Linked DNA regions of Homo sapiens: region 2 is linked to region 1. Evidence: chromatin contacts called from ENCODE Hi-C or POLR2A ChIA-PET data. All regions are on one chromosome and are shown on one strand. Each heading gives the region's core, a stretch centred on a gene start or an enhancer-like site at or near the end of the contact. The rest is flanking DNA. Distances are from core to core; before and after follow the strand shown.

The links. A loop is a pair of places that touch in the nucleus more often than their neighbours do. ChIA-PET counts read pairs that join two places held with the same protein, here RNA polymerase II (POLR2A). Pooled maps may share reads with other maps.
Region 2: a loop to region 1 is called in a map of posterior vena cava, with 24 times the contacts of the local background. The contact joins the promoter of TP53BP1 here to the promoter of INAFM2 in region 1. A Hi-C loop is called at or near these places in 1 of 168 maps with a recorded cell type or tissue (posterior vena cava) and 1 of 50 pooled maps. POLR2A ChIA-PET finds 5 or more read pairs at or near these places in 1 of 52 experiments (activated T-cell).

Annotation. Positions count from the first base shown.
Region 1 is chr15:40,322,374-40,325,073 of GRCh38, forward strand. It overlaps INAFM2 (InaF motif containing 2), which reads left to right and starts at 1,319. Exons shown (of 1, transcript NM_001301268.2): 1 at 1,319-2,700. The coding sequence starts at 1,683. The coding sequence ends at 2,144. LOC112268152 (a long non-coding RNA gene) reads right to left here and starts at 1,270. Exons shown (of 3, transcript XR_002957721.2): 1 at 870-1,270. RefSeq lists silencers at 1,007-1,376, 1,707-1,786, 1,797-2,026.
Region 2 is chr15:43,491,820-43,494,519 of GRCh38, forward strand. It overlaps TP53BP1 (tumor protein p53 binding protein 1), which reads right to left and starts at 1,337. Exons shown (of 28, transcript NM_001141980.3): 1 at 1,218-1,337; 2 at 465-649; 3 at 183-276. The coding sequence starts at 1,224. RefSeq lists enhancers at 363-1,071, 1,072-1,778.

The DNA of each region.
Region 1 (2,700 bases), core at 69-2,568:
TGCAGGGGCTTGAGGGAGGGTTCACCCACAGAACCCCATCAGAACCACAGTTCTGTTCCCCAACACACGCCCAGACAAGTCTCCCTCACTCATTCAGACACCCAGGCAGTCCATATGCCCAGTTCTGGGAACACAGGAAGTAGCATCCAAGGAGGAGGGAACCAGAATTCTGGAAAGCCTTATAGAGAGGGAATGGGGAGGAGAGAAGGCAGGGAGAGCAGAGAGCGGAAGGAGGGGGAGGGCACAAGTAAAGCCGCAAGGGAGAGTCTGAGCATGAAGGGTTGTTAGCACCTAGGGGGTCCAAAGACCAGGCACAGAGCCCACTGCCTGGCGCCTGGCCTGGAGCCAAAGAAGACAAACCTCACATGGGAAAGTGGGGAGGGGACAACCGCCCAAGCCTTGAGGTCTGGAGGGGATCTGAGAGTGAAAACGCTCTAGGAGTCCTGAGAGTTAAACTCCTCAGGTTCAGTGCAGCTCCTTGGGTCCAAATCCAGGCCAAAACCAGGAATTGGAAGACCCAAAAAGCGGGACCAGCGACCTGCGGCGAACTTTGGGACTAAGGTGGCAAGCGAGTCTGGAGAACAGCTCAGTCCGTGGCTCTGTCCCGGAGGCTCAGGGTTGGCGGGGTGAGGCGGGCTGGGGTACGCAATTGCGACGACTTCAGTAGAGCTCCGAAGCCCAGCCTGGACTGGGTGGAAGGAACACAACCAGCTGCGGCCCCAGTGAGCGCTCCAGGTGCCAGAACCGCCTACCCCTGGCGTCAACCAGGTTCTTTAGCTGTGAATGGGCCTGGGAGACCCACCCAGGGGGTACGCGGTGCGGGGAGCAAGCTGAGAGCTGGAACGTGGTATCTTCCCTATCCCTCTTACCGTCCCCTCCCAGAGGATAAACCTAGGCCTGGAGTCCGAAGCCCAGGCTGCTATTCCACCTGTCACTTCGGAGCCTCGGGGCGGAGCGGGGAGGCGCCAGAGTTGACAGCTCGCGCTCCGACCGCCCCCTTCTAGCTCCGCACTCCGCCTCGCACAACGCCGTTCCCCCTTTTAAAGAAGTGCCCGGGGCTCCACTCTACGCCGCGCCAGCCCACCAGGGGTCGCGGTGACGTCGCCCGTTTAAGAGCCAGCCTCCCTTAACTCTCTCTTAACGGGGCGTCCCGGCGGGGCTCGCGGCTCCCGGCAGCCGCCGCCTCCCCTCGCGGCACTTCCGGACCCCGGCGTCGCCCTTTTAAGGGGCAGCCCCCAGCAGCGCTCTCCCCGCCCCCTGTTGCCGGCGCGCGAGGCGGGGGAGCCGGGCTGGAGCGGAGCGCGCGGTCCGCGCGGCCACTGGAGACCAGGCGGCCGGCGGCCGGGCAGGCGGCGGCGGAGCGCGCGGCGGCGTGGCGGCGGATGGGGACGCGGAGCCGGGCGGCTGTGGCGGCTGTGGCGGCTGTGGCTGTGGCGGCGGCGGGGAAGCAGCTGACGGGCCGGCGGCGGCGGCGGCGCTGGCGGCGGTGACTGGTCCAGGCCCCGGCGGCGGCTGCAGCAACGCGGTGGCGGGCTGCGGGCGGGCGGCGTGAGGAGCGGCGGCGGAGCGCGGGGCCGCCGGGAACCGAGGGCGCCGGGCCGCCCCCTGCCCAGTCCTTGCAGGCCGCCAGGCCCCCTCCAGCCGGGGCCGTGGAGCACCGGGGCAAAGGCCGGGGCCCCCCCATGAAGGAGCGCGACGCGGCCCCGGCCGAGCGGGGCAAGCCGGCCACCTACACCGGGGACAAGAAGGCGAAGATGGCGGCCAAGACCAACAAGAAGTGGGTCCGGCTCGCCACCGTGTTCGCCTACGTGCTCTCCGTGTCGCTGGCCGCCATCGTGCTCGCCGTCTACTACAGCCTCATCTGGCAGCCGGTGGGCGCCGGGACCTCGGGGGGAGCCGCTGGCCCGCCCCCCGGCGGCTCCAACGCCACTGGCCCGTCTGGGACTTCGGGGGCGGCGGCGGCGGGGCCCAACACCACTGGGTCGTCCCGCCGCGAGGCGCCGCGCGACGTTCCCCCACTGCAGGCGGCGCGACCGGCGCCTCCGGAGCCCCCTGCGGACAGCCCCCCGGCCGGGCCGCTCGAGCGGCCTCGGGGGCCGGACGAGGACGAAGAGGAAACGGCGGCGGCGCCCGGGAGTCGTTGAAGCCCTCCGCGCTGGGGGCCGCCGGGAACCATTCTCCCCAAGCCCAGAGGCAGGACTTCGCAGCAGGATGGGGTGGAGAGCCCGCGGGAGTGACCCCCACGAGAGTGAACGCCCCTCACACTCCCACCATCGCCGGCTGGCCCCGGAGCGGGAGGCCCGCAGCCAGATCTTCAGCCAAGGGACCACGATTCGCCGGGGGGCTGGGGGTTTGCTGCCCAGGACCGTGCTGCACCAGGGCCCTGAGCCGTAGGGGGATGGGGGGAGGGGTGGGGAGATCCCGGCACCAAACCCTTCTGCGCCGCTCGCTCTGGTGTATCCTACATGCAGGGGTGACTGGGGCTTTCCCCCAAGACTCAGGGGAAGGATGGAGCTGTAGGGGCTCTTTTTAAGTAAGCTGAAGCTCTCGAAAGGAGGAGGGCACCAAAAGTAGTGGAGCTCAGGTACGTCAACCTAGTTGCAGTGGCCAGAGATGCATTAAATTTCTAGATCCCTGTATATAGTTGTTGACATATGCACTAGAAGCTATAATCACATAGAATTCTATGTATATCCTCCC
Region 2 (2,700 bases), core at 87-2,586, 3.2 Mb after region 1:
ATACAGACAATACCAATCTAATCAGTGACACTAGCACATCAACTTTTGAGTGACTACTACGCAGATACCACAGTAGGCTTCCTTACATACATTCGACACAACCACATAAAGTTTAAATCCACCCAGCACCAACAAGAGCACCCAAAAAATGCAAAGGGGACAGATAGCTTTAAACACCTCACCTGCAACCTTGTTTTCTTTCAAATGTTCATTGAACCCACTATTACCGTCTCCTCGTTCTTCTCCAGCTGTTTGTTCAGGATTGGACACAACATCCTAGAAAATACACATACAAAATATCCCCATTATATATGAAATAGTTCAAAATGAAACCTACTATTTGTGAACAATTTTTCCAATCAACTTTATTGAGAAGGTAATGATCTTCTAAATACTTATGTTTGCTGGTTTTCGGTTTAAAAAAAAAAATCTGCTCAATCTTCTTCAAACAAGGTATCACTCACCAACACAGGATTTTCTTTGTGCGTCTGGAGATTAGGAAGGTGTCGAGATAGCATACTGAAGTGAGAACCAGAATCATCCTCTAGAACCTGGCTTTCAGGCTGAGAATCTTCAATTATCAGGCAAGGAGTATCTTGCTGAGAGAAATCTGAATCCAACTGACTTCCAGTAGGGTCCATCTGCTCCCCTGGAATGGAATAACAAAAGATCAGTTCCGTGTAACCTACTAGCCTTGCTCACGCAGTCTAAACCTAAATAATGGGGCGGAAGTACAAGAGCTGGGAAACGGGACCACTTCAGGACTCCTCCAATTAGAATATTATATTTATAATTGCTGCAAGCACTTTCCTATCATGCCTACCAAGTCACCATTCCTCGTTATTTACAATAAGCCTGACTATCCCTCCCTATTTTTCATCACCTTCTCGTAGACACCCTTTCCCCTCCTTCCTAACCTCTTCTCTCCCCGCCCCTTTTTCCATCCCCCCCGCCACGTCCTTCTGGCGCCTCTACCTCCCCCCAAAAGAATGTTTTCTAAAATCTGTTCGCCAGAGGCCCCACAGCCTTTCAGCTTTCCTCACGACCACCAAGCCTTCTTAGCTAACGTTTCCCCACCCCCTCCTTAGGGCCCTCCAACCCCTTCCCCGTCACCGCCGCCATGCTTGCCACCCCGCCCCCTCCGGTCAGCCATCCCTTCAGACCCGAAATCCAGGCCTTCAGAGCCCACTGCACTCCCATTTCTCTCCAAACAGTACCAGGCATCCCGGCGGGAGGTCCCTCGCGCTCGAGCTAGAGGTCTCTGCACGCTCCCCAAGTCCCTCCAGATCGATCCCTAGGTCGCCGCTGTCGCCACCGCCGCCACCGGCCGCGAACTCCCCCTTTCCCGTCACGTCACACAATATCGGATCGTCCATTCGCTGCCGCCGCCCGCCACTCAAGAAATCCCGTGGATGATAGGTAGCTGCGGCAGAGTGCCCTGCCCCACGTAAGAAAAAGGAACACGGCGGCGCGTTTCCATGGCAGCATGGACGTTGCAGGCCCTCCCCTTTAGTAGAGCCGGAGAATGACGGTATCCTTGAACCGAAGGGACCTTGAGAGGGCGTGAAATACCTTCCCCTGCTTCCAGGACGATTGCATTTACCACTACTCAGACATTTCAGTACCTCTACCTGCTTTTTCTCGTTCACGCCCCTTAATCCCCGTCCCTCACCCTCTTTCCTGGAAAAGGAGAGAGTTTCCCAGCTTTCTCATAACAGGGCAAAGAAGAAGCGGCTTGAGGATGGCTAGGTACTTCAGAGCTGGTGAACCCAACAGAAGAGACTCTTTCTTCTTTGACACAGGGTTAACCTGTGTCAATCAGGATCCCTTTTGTGGGCCTCTACCCTGAATCCAAGGGCCTGACATTACATCTCTGCCAGGGCGTTTTTAGTATTTGTTTGTTTTTACATTGTATAAGGGCTCCAGTAAGCCATATTTCTTCCCATTGCCCTTTTCCGCCTAGGACGTATTTCAAGCTTCACACTTGTTTATCGTTGCCTTATCTTTTATGGGATTGCCTGCAGAGACTACAGCCCCAGACATATTTTGCACCTCCCATTGAGAGAATTGAGCACTGTCATTCTCAAACTCCATGGTAAAGAGAACAGCTGCCACCCCTTCTAACTAGATGACCTCAAAGATACTTCCAAACCCAGAGATTCTATTATCCTAATTATGGTGCCAGGGTCTTAAAGAGGGTGTGGCAGCTGTGACGAGTCTTAATGAACTAAGCCCCATGTGGCATATGTGTTTGTTTTGTTGTTGTTGTTGTTGAGGGGTGGGGGTATATTATTTAAGTGGCAGTTGGATCCAGGATAGAATTCTAGCCAGAGCAGCTGTCAATAGGGAAAGCACCTAGCACAGTGCCAAACATATACATAGTAGGCATTCAATATGAGGCAGTTTTCTCTTTCTACCCCAGGCTCAGATTTATTTCGGCACAGCCCAACCATGATTCTCCATTTCTGTAAATGCCCAATTCAGCACGTGATATAGGCAAAGCTGAAGTGGAGCTTCCTACCAGTCTTCTCACTGCTGCTATAAATTACAGTGATCCTATTTTCCAAACCAAATTCAAAGCATGTTGTCTGAATACACGTTACTTATGGGAACAAAAGGACTGACTCCTTGAAACTGTCCTGAAAAATCTAGAATCTATTACTGCTATAACTGGAATATAATTATGGTCGCCAGTATGTT